Linked DNA regions of Homo sapiens: region 2 is linked to region 1. Evidence: read pairs that join two places in POLR2A ChIA-PET (ENCODE). Cell type or tissue: PC-9. All regions are shown on one strand. Each heading gives the region's core, and the rest is flanking DNA. Links, peaks and the distances in the headings are about the cores only. Region 1 overlaps USP34 (ubiquitin specific peptidase 34). Region 2 overlaps USP34 (ubiquitin specific peptidase 34).

Region 1 (9,942 bases), core at 859-8,858:
GTTTTTGTTTTTCAATCACTCAAAGATAGCCAGGTGCAGTGGTGTGTGCCTGTAATCCCAGGTAACATGAATCTGAGTCAGGAGGATCATTTGAGCCTGGAAGTTCAAGACCAGCCCAGGCAGCATACCAAGACCCCCATCTCAAAAACTTATATGCATATATACCACGTAGACCAACTTAAATTATATCAAGTCCACAAAGTTTTCTCCCATCATCCCAAAACTAAACTCCTCCCACTGCACTTCAACTAAAACTATTTCACAAAATTTACCATTTTTATTTTTCATGCTGTTGTTTTGCATATTTCTTATGCTAGCACTGCGTTAAATGTTGATATGCATTATCTTATTCACTCCTCACAAAATCCCTATGAGACATGTATTAAGAATATCCTCATCTCCAAATAAGAAACAAGGCATTAAGAGGTAAGGGAACTTAGCCAAAGTCAGAGACTTAATAAATGACAGGAGCAAGATTTGAACTCAGGTCTACCAGGTTCCAAAGATCACTCACTCAAGTATCATCCTACTGCCTCATCTGTACTCTGGAACCTTCCTTAAGAGAAAATACACAGCTAAATGTATTTCTATACCTACCAGCATACAGGAGAATGCTTTACACAAGTGTTTATGTTTTTAAAAAAACAAATATTTAAACAGAGTTAAGGTGAAACACAACTCAGTAAATACAATATTAAGAAATGGTTTTCAGTGTATTAGATATCCGTGGGCTTACTGCCCAGAAGCAATTTCACCTCTTTCATGGTAACAACGTGCCAGATTTCTTTTCCAGAAGCACACTCTTAGTTATGAGATTTGGGTGAGATCAGCTTCAAGAATAGGTCCTGATTAGTTTAAACCAATCAAAGTCCATCCTCTTTGAACTCTATTTCAGGAACAGAGTCAATAATATATGAAATGACATTTGTCAGGAAGGTTTTGGAAAAAGCAGCCTTCTTGTTCTTGTACAGTAAGTTCCAGAAAAGATTCACTCTTTTTCTCCGCATAGTTTAAGTACGTGATGTCCAAACACTGTGGTATGAAGATGTGGTATAAAAATGGTGCAGTAGTGCTGGGCACAGTGGCTCACACTTGCAATCCCAGCACTTTAGGAAGCCAAAGTAGGGAGATCACTTGAGCCCAGGAGTTGGAGACCAGCCTGGGAAACATGGTGAAACCCCATCTCTACTAAAAATAAAAAAAAATGGCCAGGCATGGTGGTTCACGCCTATAATCCCAACATTTTGGGAGGCTGAGGCAGGAGGATAGTTTGAGCCCAGGAGTTCACGACCAGCCTGGGCAACACAGTGGGACCCCATCTCAATTTACTAACAGAGTAAAAATAAAAAACACCAAAACGAAAATTAGCTGGGTGTGGTGGCACAGGCATGTAGTCCCAGCTACTATGGAAGCTGAGGCAGGAGGATAGCTTGGCCCACCTGGGACGTTGAGGCTGCAGTTAGCCATGACTGAGCCACTGTACTCCAGCCTGGGCAACAGAGCAAGACTCTGTCTGAAAAAACTAAACAGACCAGTGGTGACTGCTCACACCTGTAACCCCAGCACTTTAAGAGGCTGGAACAGAAGGATGGTTTGAGCCCAGGAGTTCAAGACCAGCCTGGGTAACATGGTGAAACCCTGCCTCTACAAAAATTACAAAAATTAGCCAGGTGTGATGGCACAGGCTTATAGTCCCAGCTACTCAGGTGGCTGAGGTGGGAGGATCTCTTGAGCCTGGGAGGTCAAGACTACAGTGAGCCGTGATCGTGCCACTGCACTCTAGACTGGGCGACAGAGCAAGACCTGTCAAATAAATAAGGTGCAGTAGCCATTTCTGTTACCATAGGAAGGGCCAAACTGAGGTCAAAACCAAGGAAGCCCAGCAAGCCACAGAGAAATAAAGTCCTGATTATGTTATAAACCCAATGATTAAAAGTAAAGCACACCTGAATATACACCTAGACGGCCTACTTATAGCTTTTAAAGAAAAACTCTGTTTCTGCCAAAGAAACGGTTTTTTCTGGTCCTTGAGACAGAATCCTACCTAGTTTAAAAAGAATAATAATTCTCAACCTTAAATTTAACCCACAGGTACTAATATCACGAACTAGTAAAGTGTTGTGTGTGGTGCCTCACGCCTGTAATCCCAGCACTTTGGGAGGCTGAGGCGGGAGAATCACTTGAGGCCAGAAGTTCAAGAGCAGCTTGGGAAATATAGTGAAACCCATTCCCAAATAAATAAGCAAGCAAGTTGGGTGTCATCATGAGCACCTGTAGTCCCAGCTACTTGGGAGGCTCTTTTGAGCCCAGGAGGTCAAGGCTGCAGTGAGCTAGGATCATATCACTGTACTCCAGCCTGAGTGACAGAGTGAGACCCTGTCTCCAAAAACAAACAGCAGCAGCAACAACAAAAAGTACCATTTTATGAAGAGGGTGGCAAGCAAGACATCACAAAAGCAAGGACTGACAGTACTTGATATATCCGAGAAAACAGGAAACACCACATCTAGCCTACCCTTGTTTTCCCTTCTATTATCAACCCACAGTGATCTTACGATTTTTCAGATATTTTAAATAAACACTGATCCTACCACATGCAGGCACTGTAAAACAGTAGTAACAGTTGCAATCATAGAACTGATAGTCTCATAGAATAAAAAAATTACAGTTGTAAACATAGAAATACATAATTCTAAATTGTGGTAAATGCTATGAATAAAAAGAACCAGAGCTACTTCAGACTTGGAGTTCAGGAAAGACTTCTCGAAAAAAATCATTTCAGTCAAAACTTAAAAGCATAAGAAGGTATATACAGGCCAGGCACGGGGGTTCACACCTGTAATCCCAGCACTTTGGGAGGCAGAGGCAGGCAAATCACCTGAGGTCAGGAGTTCAAGAGAAGCCTGGCCAACATGGTGAAACCCTGTCTCTACTAAAAATACAAAAATTAGCCGGGCGTGGTGGCGGGTGCCTGTAATCCCAGCTACTCGGGAGGCTGAGGCAGGAGAATCATTTGAACCCAGGAAGCAGAGGTTGCAGTGAGCCAAGATCACACCATTGCACTCCAGCCTGGGCAACAAGAGTGAAACTGTCTCAGAAAAAAAAAAAAAAAGGTATGTATAAAGGCTCAGTGTCATCAATGAAAGAAGGCAAAAAGGAAAAAAAAAAAAAAAAAGGCAAAGAGAACAAGGGAATGAAGCTAGCAGAGGCTAAGTCATGCAGAGCCTTCACAAGTCAAGGTAGGCCATATTTCACTCCTCTCATTCCCAGCAACTATTTCAAACAGGGCCCACTTGAATCTTCCATCTTCCTTAAAATCTTGGCGGGGCACAGTGGCTCACGCCTGTAATCCCAGCACTTTGGGAGGCCAAGGCAGGTGGATGGTGAGGTCAGGAGTTCAAGACCAGCCTGGTCAACATGGTGAAACCCCATTCCTACTAAATTTACAAAAATGAGCCGGGCACAGTGGTGGGCGCCTACAATCCCAGCTACTTGGGAGGCTGAGGCAGGAGAATTGCTTGAACCCGGGAGGTGGAAGTTGCAGTGAGCCGAGACTGCGCCACTGCAATCCAACCTGGGTGACAAATCAAGACTCCATCTCGGGAAAAAATAAAAACAAATCTTGCCTAATCCACTTTAGCCCAAATAAATCTCTCCACAGTTCCTTTAATGGTTTCTTATGAGTTTCCCAACTTCCACAGTCAGGGTCCTCTTAAAAATTAAAAAATAAAAATAAAAAAAGATAGCTTGGTTAGTGAAAAGTACAGAGAAGAAATAAGCACAACTAAATTCTAGTCCTACCCCTGCTACTTCTTTGCTGTGTGACCTTAGACAAATCTTTCTATTTCTCATGACTCTTACAAAGGAAGTACCTTCAAGGAAAACACTGTATAAGAAATTTCAGTGTTCAAATAGCTACAGAAGTGTATTATCATCACTGTGTTAAATATAATTCATCATAGTATTCCAACTTCATAAGCATGACACCACCTCCTAAAATTTGGGCACAATTAAGATACTTGAAAACAGGCCAGGCACGGTGGCTCACACCCATAATCCTAGCAGTTTGGGAGGCCAAGACGGGCGGATCACTTCAGGTCAAGAGTTCGAAACCAGCCTGGCCAACACGGTGAAACCCCGTCTCTACTAAAAATACAAAAGAATTAGCCGAGCGTGGTGGCAGGCACCTGTAATCCCAGCTACTCAGGAGGCTGAGGCAGGAGAATCGCTTGAACCCGGGAGGCGAAGGCTGCAGTGAGCTGATATTAAGCCACTGCACTCCAGCCTGGGCTACAGAGCCAAAAAAAAAAAAAGGCCAGGCACAGTGACTCACACCTGTAATCGTAGCACTTTGGGAGGCCAAGGTGGGCAGATCACCTGAGGTCAGGAGATCAAGACCATCCTGATTAACACGGTAAAACCCCATCTCTACTAAAAATACAAAAAAATTAGCTGGACATGGTGGCGGACGCCTGTAGTCCCAGCCACTCGGGTGGCTGAGGGAGGAGAATGGCGTCAACCCAGGAAGCAGAACTTGCAGTGAGCCGAGATCGCACCACTGCACTCCAGCCTGAGCGACAGAGCAAGACTCCATCTCAGAAAAAAGATACTTGAAAACAGTTTTATGTTGGCTTTTTTTGAGCACCCACATATTACTTAGTTTCCAAGCTTATTAAGAAATTACAATAGTCTCCCTTATTATCTTTGGTTTTGCTTTCCATAGTTAACCACAGTCACTATGGTCCAAAAATATTAAATGGAAAATTCCAGAAATAAACAATTCATAAGTTTTAAATTGCCATTCCGAGTGGCATGATGAAATCTTGTGCCGTCCCGTCTAGGATGTGAATCATCCTTTTGTCCAGCATATCCAGGCTGCACATGCAACCTACCCATTAAGTCACTAAGTAGCTGTCCTGGTTATCAGATCCACTGTGGCACTACACAATGCTTGTATTCAAGTAACCCTTACTTTACCCAATAATGGCCCCAAAGTGCAAGAGCAGCGATACTAGTAATTCAGATATGCCAAAGAAAAGCTTATTTGAAGTGAAAAGGTGAAAGTTCTTAAAATAATGAGAAAAAAAACAGTATATAGGGTACAGCACTATCTGTGGTTTGAGGTATCCACTGGAAGTCTCAGAACACATTCCACTTGGATAAGGGGGGAATACTGTATACCCTTTTTCTCCTCAAAAGAAATCTTACATAGAATTTCGATTCATAAAACAGGTAGAAGGCCGGGTGTGGCAGCTCATGCCTGTAATCCCAGTACTTTGGGAGGCCGAGGCAAGTGGATCACGAGTTCAGGAGATCGAGACCATCCTGGCCAACATGGAGAAACTCTGTCTCTACTAAAAACATAAAAATTAGCTGGGCATAGTGACGCACGCCTGTAGTCCCAGGTACTCGAGAGGCTGAGGCAGGACAATCACTTGAACCTGGGAGGTGGAGGTCCAGGAAGCCAAGATCGCGCCACTGCACTCCACCCTGGCAACAGGGCGAGACTCCATCTCAAAAAAAAAAAAAGAAAAAAAAAACAGGTAAAGGTGAGCTTTTTGTTGTTGTTGTTATTTCATTCTTATTAATAAAACTTACAAGTTAGAAAAAAAGCGAGCTTTGAATTTTGAAAGAAGGTAAGAGGGGCCGGGCAGGGTGGCTCACAACTGTAATCTCAGCATTTTGGGAGGCTGAGGCAGGTGGATGACTTGAGCTCAGGAGTTCAAGACCAGCCTGGCCAACAGGATGAAACCCTGTCTCTACTAAAAATGCAAAAGAATTAGCCAGGCATGGTGGCAGGCCCCTGTAATCCCAGCTACTCGGGAGTCTGAGGCAGGAGAATCACTTGAACCTGGGAGGCAGAGGTTGCAGTGAGCCGAGATGGCACCATTGCACTCCACCCTAGTGAACAAGAGCGAAATTCCGCCTCAAAAAAATAAAAAAAAAAACCCAAAACACTGAAATCTGAAATACAGAAAAAAAAACATACAATTCATTAAATAACAAAAATATGAATGGTTAAATTTACTAGTAATTGCTTAATACATTCTCTACCAAAATAACTTTTATTTTAAGAGATGAAGTCTTGCTATGTTGCCCAGGCTAGCCTTGAATTCCAGGGCTCAAGTGATCCTCCCACCTCAGCCTCCTGAGTAGCTGGGAATACTACAGGCACACATCACCATGCCCTGCTAAAATAACACTTTCTAAAGGATAATATTCAAGACAGGTGAAAGTGCCCTTACACAGGCACGACTACGACTAAAAGATCAATATATCCTTTCTGGCAAGCAAACAGTATGAAAATAATGAAAAATGTTTATATTTTTTGACACAGTAAACTCACGTCTAGAAATCTAAAAGAACCAGGGATGTAGATAAAAGATTTAAGTAGAAAGATGTACATTTGCGGCATTATTCATAATATGGGAGAACTGGAAACAGATATATTAAATTTTATATAAAATGAAATCTTATACAAAAACATGTTTTCAGCCAGACGCGGTGGCTCACACCTGTAGTCACAGCATTTTAGGGGGCCGAGGTGGGCAGATCATGAGGTCAGGAGTTCAAGACCAGCCTGGCCAACATGGTGAAACCTCATCTCTACTAAACGTAACAAAAATTAGTCAGGCATGGTGGCAGTTGCCTGTAATCACAGCTACCCAGGAGGTTGAGGCAGGAAAATCGCTTGAACCCGGGAGGCGGAGGTTGCAGTGAGCCAAGATCAGGCCATCGCACTCCAGCCTGGGGCAACAGAACAAGACTCCATCTCAGGGGGAAAAAAAAAAAAAAGAAAATCAGCCAGGCGTGGTGGCTCATGCCTGTAATCCCAGCAGTTTGGGAGGCCGAGGTGGGTGAATCACTTGAGGCTAGGAGTTTGAGAACAGCCTGGGCAAAACAGTGAAGCCCCATTCCTACAAAAAACACAAATATTAGCTGGGCATGGTGGTACGCACCTGTAATCCCAGCTACTTGGGAAGCTGAGGCAGGAGAATTGCTTGAACCCAGGAAGAGGAGGTTGAAGTGAGCCAAGATCATGCCACTGCACTCCAGCCTGGGCCACAGAGTAAGACTCCGTCTCCAAAAAAAAAAAAAAAATCAATTCAGGAGAACCGGACAAAGTAGCTCACACCCTGTAATCCCAGCACTCTGGGAGGCTGAGGCAAGCGGATCACTTGAGGCCAGGAGTTTGAGACCAGCCTGACCAACATGGCGAAACCCCATCTCTACTAAATATACAAAAATTAGCCCGGCATGATGGCACATGCCTATAATCCCAGCTACTTGGGAGGGTGAGGCACAAGAACTGCTTGAGCCCCCCAAGGCAGAGGGTGCAGTGAGCCGAGACTGTACCAATGCACTCCAGCCTGGGAGACAGAGGGAAACTGTTTCCCAAAAAAAAAAAAAAAAAGGCAGCCAGGTGTGCTGGTATACACACCTATAGTCCCTGCTACTCAGGAGGGTGAGACAGGAAAATCACTTGAGCCCAGGAGGTCAAGTTATAGTAAGCAATAATCACTTCATTGCACTCCAGCCTGGATGACAGAATAAGACTCCATCTCCAAAGGGGGGAAAAAAATTCCAACTTTAGATTAAATGTCTACTGAAAAAGTTATGTTACTAATTGATTTCGTACCTATATACTCATAGTATCTAAAAAGCTCTGGAAACATGTAGTTTTATTAAACGGTTCACTGCAGAATAACAGTATTAAGAAAGATTCTCAGCCGGGTACAGCATACCCCAACACTTTGGGAGGCTGAGGCAGGAGCATCACTTGAGCCCAGGAGCTTGAGGCTGCAGTGAGCTATAATTGGGCCACTGCACCCCAGCATGGGTGATACACTGTCTCTTAAAAAATAATCAAAAATCAAAAAATTTGAAATTTTATTCAATGAAAAAGATTCTTATTCAGCTATACTTATTACCACTTTTGAATTCCTACTACAATTATCACAGAAATTTGTCTGAATTTTTGAAGATACATAAAACACGGTCAGTAATTTTCACTTTGCCAACTGAACAGTGGTGATTCAGATAGATCATCATAAAATTTATACAATGTTAACTAGTAAGAACTTTTAGGCCAGGCAGGATGGCTCACACCCCTAAACCCAACACTTTGGGAGGCCAAGGGAGGCGGATTACCTGGGGTCAGGAATTCAAGACCATCCTGGCCAACATGGTGAAACCCCACATCGACTAAAATTACAAAAATTAGCCAGGCATGGTGGTGCATGCCTGTAATCCCAGCTACTCAGGAGGCTGAGGCAGGAGAATCGCTTGAACCCAGGAGGCGGAGGTTGCAATGAGCCGAGATCATGCCATTGCACACCAGCCTGGGCAACAGGAACAAAATTCCTTTTCAAAAAAAAAAAAAACTCTTAGCCTAATCTGGGATTAAGTCCTGTGGTTCCACCAAACAGTCACATGTGACCCTAAGCAAGTCACATAAATTCTCTAAACCTTAGTTCCCTCATCTGAAAAGGATGACAGAGTACCTCCCTCAAAGAACTGATTAAATCAGCAGCATGCAAAGCATGTAAAGTACTTAAGTACCCAACACAAACTATTCAATAAAGTAATCTGCTTTAAAAATAAAACACACTGAAAGGCCGAGGCAGGTGGATCACCTGACATCATTAGTTCAAGACCAGTGTGGCCAAACTGGTGAAAATTAGTCTCGACTAAAAATACAAACATTAGCTGGGCGTGGTGGCAGGCGCCTCTAATTCCAGCTACTCAGGAGGATGAGGCAGGAGAATCACTTGAAGCAAGGAGGTGGAAGTTGCAGTGAGCTGAGATCGTGCCATTGCACTGCAGCCTGGGCAACAGAGTGAGACTCCGTCTCAAAAACACCACCACCAACAAAATAAACACAACAGAATTATTCTGCAAATACAGATATTGGAGTAGCTGAGTTCCATCTCAAATTTGACTATGCAGGTTGACAGGTGATCTTGGCAAACTACTTATCCTTTCTGAAGTTCAACTTTTTCACCAAATGGTATTGGGATACAACACTTGCTCTTGCCTATCTCACATGAATTATCCATTTTGGACAACTTGGTAAACTATAACCCACCAAACGAATACACAGAGTAAAATCTACAACACATAAGTGGTTTAAAACAATGACGTACACCAGGCGTGGTGGCTCACGCCTGTAGTCCCAGGAGGCGGAGGTTGCAGTGAGCCCAAGATCGCACCACTGCACTCCAGCCTGGGCGAAAGAGCGAGACTCCGTCTCAAAAAAAAAAAAAAAAAAAAAAAGAGGTACTATGTAATTTTCACTCTGCTTTCAGAGAAATTTACCTTACGAGGTAAATAACCTCAGTTTACTAGTGAGTTTGCTATGGTGATGGCCTAAAGCATGTAATTTTAAGCCTCCAACTCCTCACCAAGATCTAGAAATGCTTTGGCCTTTGTAAACTGGTTCACAAAAGTAACTACAAAAGCAGTTATCAGACAAACTCAACAGAACAAGCAGAGGAACAGAAATTTAAAATTTATCCTAAACAGAATGTAATCCCACAAAATGATAACAGCAAAATTTACTCAATACATCCAAGCTTTTTAAATGTTTTTAAAATGAAGCATGAAAAGAAAATGGCAAGTCCAGTATTTTAGTATTGTTGGGATTGGTTATTCTAACACTAAAGCCAAATATGATTTTGAAATGTAGTTTCAACTTTTATGATATGTGTCAAGATTATATTTAAAAAGGGTGGGTGTGGTGGGGCAAGGGTACTTATGATAGGATCCTTAGTCTGGTTCCAGGAACAAACTTCAACGGGTCCTCAACCTGTAAGCACAATTCTGTGTCTGTATGCCTCTGCATGTTTCCACAGTGAAAGTTTACAGCTTCAGATTCTCAGGACTAGAGGTATAACTAATAATATTAATACTCTCACCAAAAACTGATGACAAAACGAACTG
Region 2 (9,942 bases), core at 864-8,863, 53 kb before region 1:
GTAATTAGTTCAAAATGATTTAGAAGTAGTGCAGTAGAGTAAGACCCGGATTCTAGGACTCTTCTCAGCAATATGCCCAATCAAATCTTTTAACCTCTGTAGGCCAGTTGCTTCTTCTATAAAATAAAAGTGTTGAGTAGGTTTCTAAAGACACAGCTATCAAAATACTAACACATGAGTTTTGAATCTTGTCCTCCTAAGAATTTTGGCTAAGTTGTGCCTCTTTAAAAAATATTAACGAAAAATCAAAATCAAAGGCTTAAGAAAGGATAGCACAGCAGCACAAAGAAAAGACTAGATGGACAATTTCCTCAAAGAAAAGTGGGATAAAAATCTCTAGTAAGCTGTATTACATTTCATAATAATTTGTTTGCTTTAAAATAATTGTGTGTATATACATACAAAATTTATACATATATATAATTTTATAACATGTATGCTACCAAGTCTTTGATCTAAGACCATTTGAAACAGTTGACCCTTACCGCATTTAATTAAATGGCCACTGGGATAGAAACTAGAAATTTTAGAGCACTTGTAACAGATCATTATTAAGATAATAGAAACCTCGGAAACAACTATTACGAAAAGAAAATTAAAGAGGCACATATCTAATATATTAATAGAATTTGGTATAAGGAGGTAACTCCTTTATTATCTCTATGGGTATTTTTTGTCAGAATTTTCCTCGAAGACCTCAAAAAACCACTGCTTTCAACCAAGTAGTAACATAAAATACTCACGAATAATAATAACAAAGTACTTTAAAACAAAGTACAGGAGTGTAACTATGCCTACATTTAGAGATTACCATTTTTGAAAACAGGAAAGAAAAAACACTGATGAGCAAGTTTATTTTAGAAGCAGCAGACTCAGTATTACTTATATAGTTCTATATCATTAAGAAATTTTTAATTGGAAAAAATTTCTGTGAATTTCACATATCTAAGTCCCTAACGAAACTATTTTCAGCATCTTTCAGTTACCAAGTTAAGATATTAAAGCACTATGTAGATGGTGTTTATGTAGATTAAATATTTCAAGTTTGCCTGATGGGACTTTCTTTTGTTGAAAAAAGATTACTTTTTCAGAATATTTAATATATTTTATATCATGTAAGAGATTATTTAAGTTTCTATACTGGAAGATCACAGGCTAAGATTTTTAGAAAACAGAGCACAATCTGCTTTTAAACACTCTTTCTCCCCCACCCAGAGCAGGAGTGAGTGAAAGTTTATCAAAAAGCTTTAGAGGCTGGGCGCAGCGGCTCACGCCTGTAATCCCAGCACTTTGGGAGGCAGAAGCGGGCGGATCACAAGGCCAGGAGATCGAGACCATCCTGGCTAACAGGGTGAAGCCCCATCTCTACTAAAAAATACAAAGAAAAAAATTAGCCGGGCATGGTGGCGGGCACCTGTACTCCCAGCTACTCAGGAGGCTGAGGCAGGAGAATGACGTGAACCCGGGAGGCGGAGCTTGCAGTGAGCCGAGATCACACCACTGCACTCCAGCCTGGGCGACAGATCAAGACTCTATCTCAAAAAAAAAAAAAAAAAAAAAAAAAAGCTTTAGAACAGTAAGGAAAGAAGGACAGAAAGTACAACTTGGAAGAGGGCCAAGTAGGTGACTTGTGTGCCTGATTTAAAATATTCTTACGAAGAATTCTAACAGGGAAAATATCTGCCCTCAAGCTATGTTTTCAAATAAGTCTCCATTCGACATGAAAATATCCCAGTAAAGGACTATTATTTCCCAGATGAAGAAAGAGAGGTATAAAGGTTACAGAACAAATAAGCTAGAGAAAAGAGACAGATAAAAAACAAACAAAAAAAATGTCATAGATTCTCTAATGGCCATAATTCTTCATATTCCAGGATGCACAGGAAACAATGTATAAGATATAAAATGAAATTTTACCTCTCCTCCCCCCAGCAATGGAGTCTACTTCACTACCCCTTTGAATCTGGGCTGCCCTTGTGAACCGCTTCAAGTAACAGAAAGCAGCACAATAGAATATGGCAGAATTATACTGTGACATTTCAAAGGCTGTATCATAAGAAGTCTTACAGCTCCTACTTTTGCCTTCCTGGAGCACTGCTAAGACTACTATTTAAGGAAGCCAATCTACCCTAGTGGAAAATAAGCCATGTGGAGAAAATACAAGGAGCCCCAGATAACAGCCACTACCAACTGCCACACACACAAGTGCGACCCAGACCTTACCCATCCAGTTCTCAAAGTAAATTCACCTGCATAACTCAGCCTACACAAAACTAGCTAAGGAACTGCCTGTGAGAATCATGAGGAATAATAAACCACTGTTAAGTCATTAATATATTACCACATAATTGTCTCAATTCCCACTATGCCTAGAAATCAATCATATTATCTGAGTTAAGTCTAAGATAGGTTACTACATACTTAGAAATGCTTGCAAAAACATCACTAATAGAGTCAAGCATCTTAACTTACAAAAGAAAATACTATTACTTAGCCAGGGGTGGTGGCTCACGTCTGTAATCCCAGCACTTTGGGAGGCCGAGGTGGGCAGATCATGAGGTCAGGAGATCGAGACCATCCTGGCTAACACGGTGAAACCCCGTCTCTACTAAAGAAAATTCTTTTTAAACTTAGCCAGGTGTGGTGGCAGGCACCTGTAATCCCAACTACTTGGGAGGCTGAGGCAAGAGAATGGCATGAACCCAGGAGGCGGAGCTTGCAGTGAACCGAGATCACACCACTGCATTCCAGCCTGGGCAACAGAGAGAGACTCCATCTCAAAAAAAAAAAAAAAAAAAAAAAAAGAAAGAAAGAAAGAAAGAAAAGGAAATACTATTATTTGAAACTACTAATCACAGATAATTTGCTAAGCTTTTTTTTCTTGATAAAAGCAAATTCTGATCTGTAGACTGTTTCTAAGAATGAAATTTAAAATTCCATGTGTTTCTTTTCCCTCAACTATTATTTATTAAGAGTCATAAAATAAGCATAGATCTATAGCAGTAAAATGTTTAGATCACTACCAGATTAATTTCTGAGTTCAATGTATAGATCTTTCCTTGATAGGATGAACTATGCCGAGCAAATTTTCAGCACAAACTGCTGAAGAAATGCTCTGGAGAAACATTAAATAATTCTGGTGACAATAATGATTTTCCGCCAGCAGAAAACTGTCTTCATATTTATCAGTAAGAAACAGACTGCGAAGTTAAGACTTGGTATTACTTAAAATTCACACCACCTATTTTACATACCTCAATAGTAGGGTGAGTATTATGCTTGTAAGCAGTATATAAGGGAAACTGAATTTGAAAAATTTTTGCCACACATAGTAAGAGTTTTTCCTTCTCATCTGTACTCCATAAACTAAAAGGATCAGAACTCTTTGAAGATTCCTCCTCAGTCAGATTACAAATTCTTGTAGAGTTTGATTTTTTTTCTATTGATTTTTGTCTTTCTGTACTTCCTTCATTACACTCTCTATCTATATTCAGTGGTTCTTCTGCTTGATTACTCTCATCTTGCCACGTGGAATCTATGTTAATGGTAGTACAATGTTTACAAAGCTGGTCCCGGAGCACTTGAACTTGGGCAATCACTAAGTTAATAAGTGCACACACTACTTGATTAAAAATCTCCAAATGCTTATATTCCTTGAAGCAGCATAGACATTGCCTATAAGAGAAAAAAAATTGAATAAATTAGTAATAAAGCAGCAGCTGTATTTTTTAATAATATAAAAAAACAAGTAAGCAAATACTAAGTTATTTCTAGACTTGTTTTTATTTTTTCCTTCCTGCTGGGGTACACCTTAATAACATAAAGATAGCATCGCAACAACAACTGATATTTTAGTTAGTGTAAAGTCATCATGTTAGGTTTACAGCTATTATCTTCAGTTTTACGTATGGATTTGTCTGTCCTTCTACACATGGAACTATTTAAAAACAAGAATTGTGACATTTTGTTTCTCCAGTGTCAAGTACTCAATATATGTTTAGCAAGTTATTAGGAAACTTATAACAAAATATCTTATTAGTAAAGCCAGCTGGTTATTTAATATAAGGAATTTTGTTGTCAACTAATAAAACAGCCACATTTTTAGATTAATGTCCTTGAAGGCTACTTGGGAGGGGTGCTCTGACGCTATCTGGCAAATCAAAAGTGTTTAGGAACAACACACACACACTCTCTCTTTCTCTCTCTCTCTCCCCCCCAAGCTCCTGTAAAAAAAAATATATGTGTATTTAAAAAAAAAAAAAAAATATTGGCCAGGCGCAGTGGCTCACGCCTGTAATCCCAGCACGTTGGGAGGCTGAGGCAGGTGGATCATTTGAGGTCAGGAGTTCGAAACCAGCCTGACCAACATGGTGAAACCCTGTCTCTACTAAAAATGCAAAAAAAAAAATAGCTGGGTATGGTGGTGGGCACCTGTAATCCCAGCTACTTGGGAGGCTGAGGTAGGAGAATCACTTGAACCCGGGAGGCGGAGGCTGTAGTGAGCCAAGATTACACCACTGCACTCCAGCCTGGGCAACAAGACCAAAACGCAGTCTCAAAAAAAAAGTATTACAAACAAATCCAGTTCTCCTTAGACATGTTCAGTTAGTAGCACAATGCCTGGCATATGTAGATAATTAAAAGGATCTCAGCCAGGTGCAGTGGTTCACACCTGTAATCCCAACACTTTGGGAGACCAAGGTGGGAGGATCGCTTAAGTCCAGGAGCTCAAGACAACCCAGGGCAACATAATGAGGCCCATCTCTACAAAAACATAAAAATTAAAGAATCAGCTAGGCATCGTGGCTTGTGCCTGTAGTCCCAGCTATTCGAGAGGCTTGAGCCCAGGAGGCTGAGACAGCAGTGAACCCTGATCATGCCTGAGTGACAGAGCAAAACCATGTCTCAAAAAAAGGCAGGGAACGGTCTGGTGAATCAATAGGCAATTAATACATACGCAAGTACCTGGTTCTAATAATACTTGTACCAGATGACAGCTAAGCAACTATAATTTATAATCTGCACCCAGTAATAGCATCAGATCAAAACAACTATATTGTAGTCCAAATAGATCACCAATGCCCTGTATGATCATGTGGAAATAATCTTATTTCTCCAAGTGTGAATTTGAAGTACAGCCACAAATTACTTGATATTCTTCTGTGTAGACGGAACTCACTTCTAGTGAATAGAAAGTGGTGGAAGTGACAATGTGTGACATCTGAGACTAGGTCATAAAAGACATTGTCACTTCTGCCTTGCTCTTTTTTGGATCACTTACTCTAGAGGAAGCCACCTATCACTGAAAAACACTCAAGCAGCCTAAAGAGGAGACCACATGAGAAAGTACCAAGACCTCTCATTAACAACCAGCACTGAGGCTGGGTGTGGTGGCTCATGCCTGTAATCCCAGCACTTTGGGAGGCCGAGGTGCATGGATCACCTGAATTCAGGATTTCGAGATCAGCCTGGTCAACATGGTGAAACCCCATCTCTACTAAAAATACAAAAATTAGCCAGGCGTGGTGGTGGGCACCTGTAATCCCAGCTACTTGGGATGCTAAGGCAGGAGAATCACTTGAACCGGGGAAACAAAGATTGCAGTGAGCCGAGATCATGCCACTGCACTGCAGCCTGGGTGACAAAGCAAGATTCTGTCACAAAAAAATAAAAAATAAATAAAATAAACAACCAGCACTAACTTGGTCACTATCTAAAGCAAGCCAACTTGGAAGTATATCCTCCAGCCCCACATGAGCTTTTTACATGACTATGACCTGGCCAACACCTTGACTAAAACATTATAGGAAACCCGACCCAGAACCAAACAGCTAAAGGACTCCCAAATTCCTGTCCCATTGAAACTTTGAGGATAATAAATGTTTACTGCTGTTTTAAGATATAGTACTACTTTTGGAGTATTTTTGTCACACAGAAATATATAATTATAAATATATATAAATAATGCATCACATCTTTTTTATCTGTGGCAAAATGAAAGGGTTTTAATTTTTACCTCCAAGGCCTCCTCCAGCTTTACAATTCTATAGTATCACAACTCCCACAAGAAGAAAAATAAACACATTTCTCCTACAATTCTTCTGATTAACAGCTTTTTCCTTTGATGTTTAGGAAAAATCAGGTTTAAAGTAAGAGGTCAGGCTGGGTGTGGTGGCTCACACCTGTCATCACAGCACTTTGGGAGGCTGAGGCAAGCAGATCACTTAAGGTCAGGGGTTTGACACCAGCCTGGCCAACATGGTGAAACCTCTTCTCTACTAAAAATAAAAAATTAGACGGGCTTGGTGGTCTACCTGTAATCCCAGATACTGAGGAGGCTGAGGCAGGAGAGTCACTTGAACTTGGGAGGCGGAGGTTGCAGTGAGCCGAGATCACGCCCCCTGCACTCCAGCCTGGGAGACAGAGTGAGACACTCCCTCTCAAAAAAACAAACAAAAACAAAGTGAGGTCATAAACTTGAGTGTCGGGGGGTGCGCTGTCTCAGCCTGTAATCCCACCACTTTGGGAGGCCAAAGTGGGCAGATGACTAGAGGCCAGGAGTTCAAGACCAGCCTGACCAATACAGCAAAACCTCGTCTCTATTAAAAATACAAAAATTAGCTGGGCATGGTGGCACACACCTGTAATCCCACCTACTCAGGAGGCTGAGGCACAAGAATTGCTTGAACTCGGGAGGTGGAAGGTGCAGTCAGCCAAGATTGCACCACTGCACTCTAGCCTCGGTGATAGAGGGAGACTGTCTCAAAAAACATAAAAAACTTAGAAAAATCAGGTTCAAAGTAAGAGGTCAGGCCGGGTGTGGTGGCTCACGCCTGTAATCCCAGCACTTTGGGAGGCTGAGGCAGGCAGATCATTTACTAAAAATGGAATCTGAAAACCCAGAAAACGAACTTGAAGTCAGATTTGGATGAAGAAAGCCAAAGATTCAGCCAAACTTACTTTTAAAATAAGTGTTAGGGCCGGACACGGTGGCTCATGTCTGTAACCCCAGCACTTTGGGAGGCCAAGGCAGGTGGATCACTTGAGGTCAGGAGTTCGAGACCAGCCTGGCCAACATCGTGAAACCCCATCTCTACTAAAAATACAAAAATTAGCCAGCCATGGTGGCGGGTGCCTGTAATTCCAGCTACTCAGGAGGCAGAGACAGGAGAATTGTTTGAACCCAGGAAGCAGAGGTTGCAGTGAGCCAAGACTGCGCCACTGCACTCCAGCCTGGGCGACAGATCAAGACTCCATCTCAAAAAGTAAATAAATAAATAAAATAAGTGTTAGAAAATGAGCATTAAACTGCTTGATAATGGACCTAAGAAACTGATGATCTTCAAAGACAAAAATTATGTGAACAAAGTAACAGAAGAAACTGGGTCTGGGTCCTTCCAGATCCAAAATACACAAGTTCAAAAAGGGCTGTGAGTCTAACAGGGGAACACACACGTACACAAATATATGTATTTTTTAAATAATTGTATATTACATAAATAATACTTTTTATTCTATTACATTCAATTCTGAGAAGTCTAGGTATATGAATTCTCAATACGGCGTTTCCCTCTGTGTATCAATGGTTCCCAACCTTTTTGGCAACAGGGACCTGTTTTGTGGAAGACAATTTCTCCAAGGACCCAGAGGACTTTGGGATGATTCAAACACATTACATCTATTGTGCACGTTATAGTATCACACTGTAATATATAATGAAATAATTCTACAACTCACCATAATGTAGAATTAGTGGGAGCCCTGAGCTTGTTTTCCTACAACTAGACGGTACCATCTGGGGGTGATAGGAGACAGCGATAGATCATCAAGCATTATATTCTCATGAAAAGTGTGCAACCTAGATCCCTCACATGCACAGTTCACAACATGATTCATGCTCCTGTGAGAATCTGATGCTGCCACTGATCTGACAGGAGGTGGAGTTCAGGTGGTAATGTGAGCAATGGGGAATGGCTGTAAATACAGATGAAACTTCACTCACTCATCTGCCCTTCAGCTCCTGCTGTGTGGCCTGGTTCCTAATTGGGTACCAGTCTGTGGCCCAGGGGCTGGGGACCCTTGCTGTACATTGCATCCATAATGCAAGGCGGAAAAGGTGTTTTAAATAAAAATATCACTTTCAGTCAAAACCAGCTTGAATTTTTTTTAGCTACAAGCTTCACCAAAACCAGCTTGATTTTACACATAAACTTTACTTGTTCTCTATTCGAAATCCTACTACAAATATACTAAAGAACACTCTAGAAAAACAGAAATAATGAAACAGAAGATGACAGCTATCAACATATTTTGAGTGACAGAAAAGGGAAAAATAGTAAGTAATTCAGAGTGAAGGAAATAAACTTCCAACTAGCTATGAAATGGATTTACAAAGAAAAAGAAAAATCAACCCCACAGAACACTGGAAAGGCTCAGGACTTAAGAACATAAGATATCTCTAAAGGCAGGGATGAAGCCTGAGGCAGAAAATAAGACGACTAATGAAAGGTACAATTAAAACCTGCAGGTTCCCATCCTAAAAAAAACAAAATATTATTCCTGTATCACCCATGAAAACAAGTTTTTTCTATACATAATGAACAAGATAAACTCAGGAACACCAGATACCAAAGAAGGCAAGTGTGATCAAGAAAATGAAAGCAACTCATGCCTGTAATCCCAGCACTTTGGGGGGCAGAGGCAGGAGGATCGCTTAAGCCCAGGAATTCAAGACTGGTCTAGGCAACATAGTGAGACCTCGTCTCAAAAAAAAACAAAGTTAGGCAGGCAAGGTGCCATACGCCCGTAATCCCAGCTACACAGGAGGCAAAGATAAGAGGATTGCTTGACTCTAGGAGGTCAAGGTTGCAGTGAGCTAGACTATGCCACTGTACTCCAGCCCAGGTGACAGATCAAGATCCTGTCTCAAAAAAAAAAAAAAGAAAAAAAAACTGAAAGCAAGATAAGTGAAATATATGACTTAAATGGTAAACCTCCTCAAGTACCCTTCCTATCTGGTAACCCAACCACCAGACTAACATATCTCAAAGCGAAAGATTGAAATATACTTCTTTTAAATGTCTTTTTATAGCTCTTACCAAGTTTATTTCTTTCACTCCGAGTTACTATTTGTCCCTTTTCTGTCATCCAAACTATGCTGATAGCTGTCATCTTTTGTCCCATGATTTCTGTCCTTCTAGAGTGTTCTTAGTTTAGTGTATTTGTGGTGGGGTTTGGAATAGAAAAAGCCCGTTTAGCCCCAACAAGAAAGCCTACTCACCATTTAACCATCATACAGTAGTGGCCAACATCTGAGATGCCCTGACCACAGAGGCCTTCAAATTCACTTTTTAGTACCCCTCTTATTACCATGAAAGGATAACAATAATAAGATATGCGAGAAAAATTTTATCTGCCTTTGGATCATTGAAGGCAGATAAAAACAAACAGTAAGGGCGGGCGTGGTGGCTCATGCCTGTAAATCCCAGCACTTTGGGAGGCTGAGGCGGGTGGATCACCTGAGGTCAGAAGTTTGAGATCAGCCTGACCAACATGGAGAAACCCCGTCTCCACTAAAAATACAAAATCAGTTGGGCCTGGTGGCACATGCCTATAATCCCAGATACTTGGGAGGCTGAGGCAGGAGAACCACTTGAACCCAGGAGGCAGAGGCTGCAGTGAGCCGAGATCATGCCACTGCACTCCAGCCTGGGCAACAAGAGCGAAACTCCATCTCAAAAAAAAAAAAAAAAAAGAAAAGGAAGAAAAGAAAGAAACAGAAAGAAAAGAAAAGAAAAAAGAAATTTAGAGGAAACAGACAAAATACAAAAAGGAAAAAAAGATTTTAGCTGTAATTTATATCCTGAGAGATATAAAATATTACGTTACTGAAATAAGAATGAAATGTTATGAAAATATAAATTCAGATTACACAACAGGGCA

The links. ChIA-PET counts read pairs that join two places held together with the same protein. Peaks named below come from ENCODE experiments on the same cell type or tissue, not always from the same donor. Only the 100,000 strongest peaks of a DNase experiment are listed, where the experiment ranks them.
Region 2: POLR2A ChIA-PET joins it to region 1 with 8 read pairs; 11 of 35 experiments call an interaction of 5 or more read pairs at or near these places.

What each region holds. Positions count from the first base shown.
Region 1 is chr2:61,455,465-61,465,406 of GRCh38, forward strand. All of the region lies in intron 1 of USP34 (ubiquitin specific peptidase 34), which reads right to left. Among named protein-coding and RNA genes, the nearest start is that of USP34, 11 kb to the right of the region's middle. RefSeq lists silencers at 3,716-3,916, 4,730-5,024 and enhancers at 8,729-8,948, 9,833-9,942. In PC-9, for the core only: no CTCF peak of the experiment used is centred there; a DNase peak (open chromatin) is centred at 4,897; H3K27ac peaks cover 1,047 bases.
Region 2 is chr2:61,402,454-61,412,395 of GRCh38, forward strand. USP34 (ubiquitin specific peptidase 34) reads right to left here. Exons shown (of 80, transcript NM_014709.4): 3 at 3,255-3,675. Among named protein-coding and RNA genes, the nearest start is that of SNORA70B, 10 kb to the right of the region's middle. In PC-9, for the core only: no CTCF peak of the experiment used is centred there; no DNase peak of the experiment used is centred there.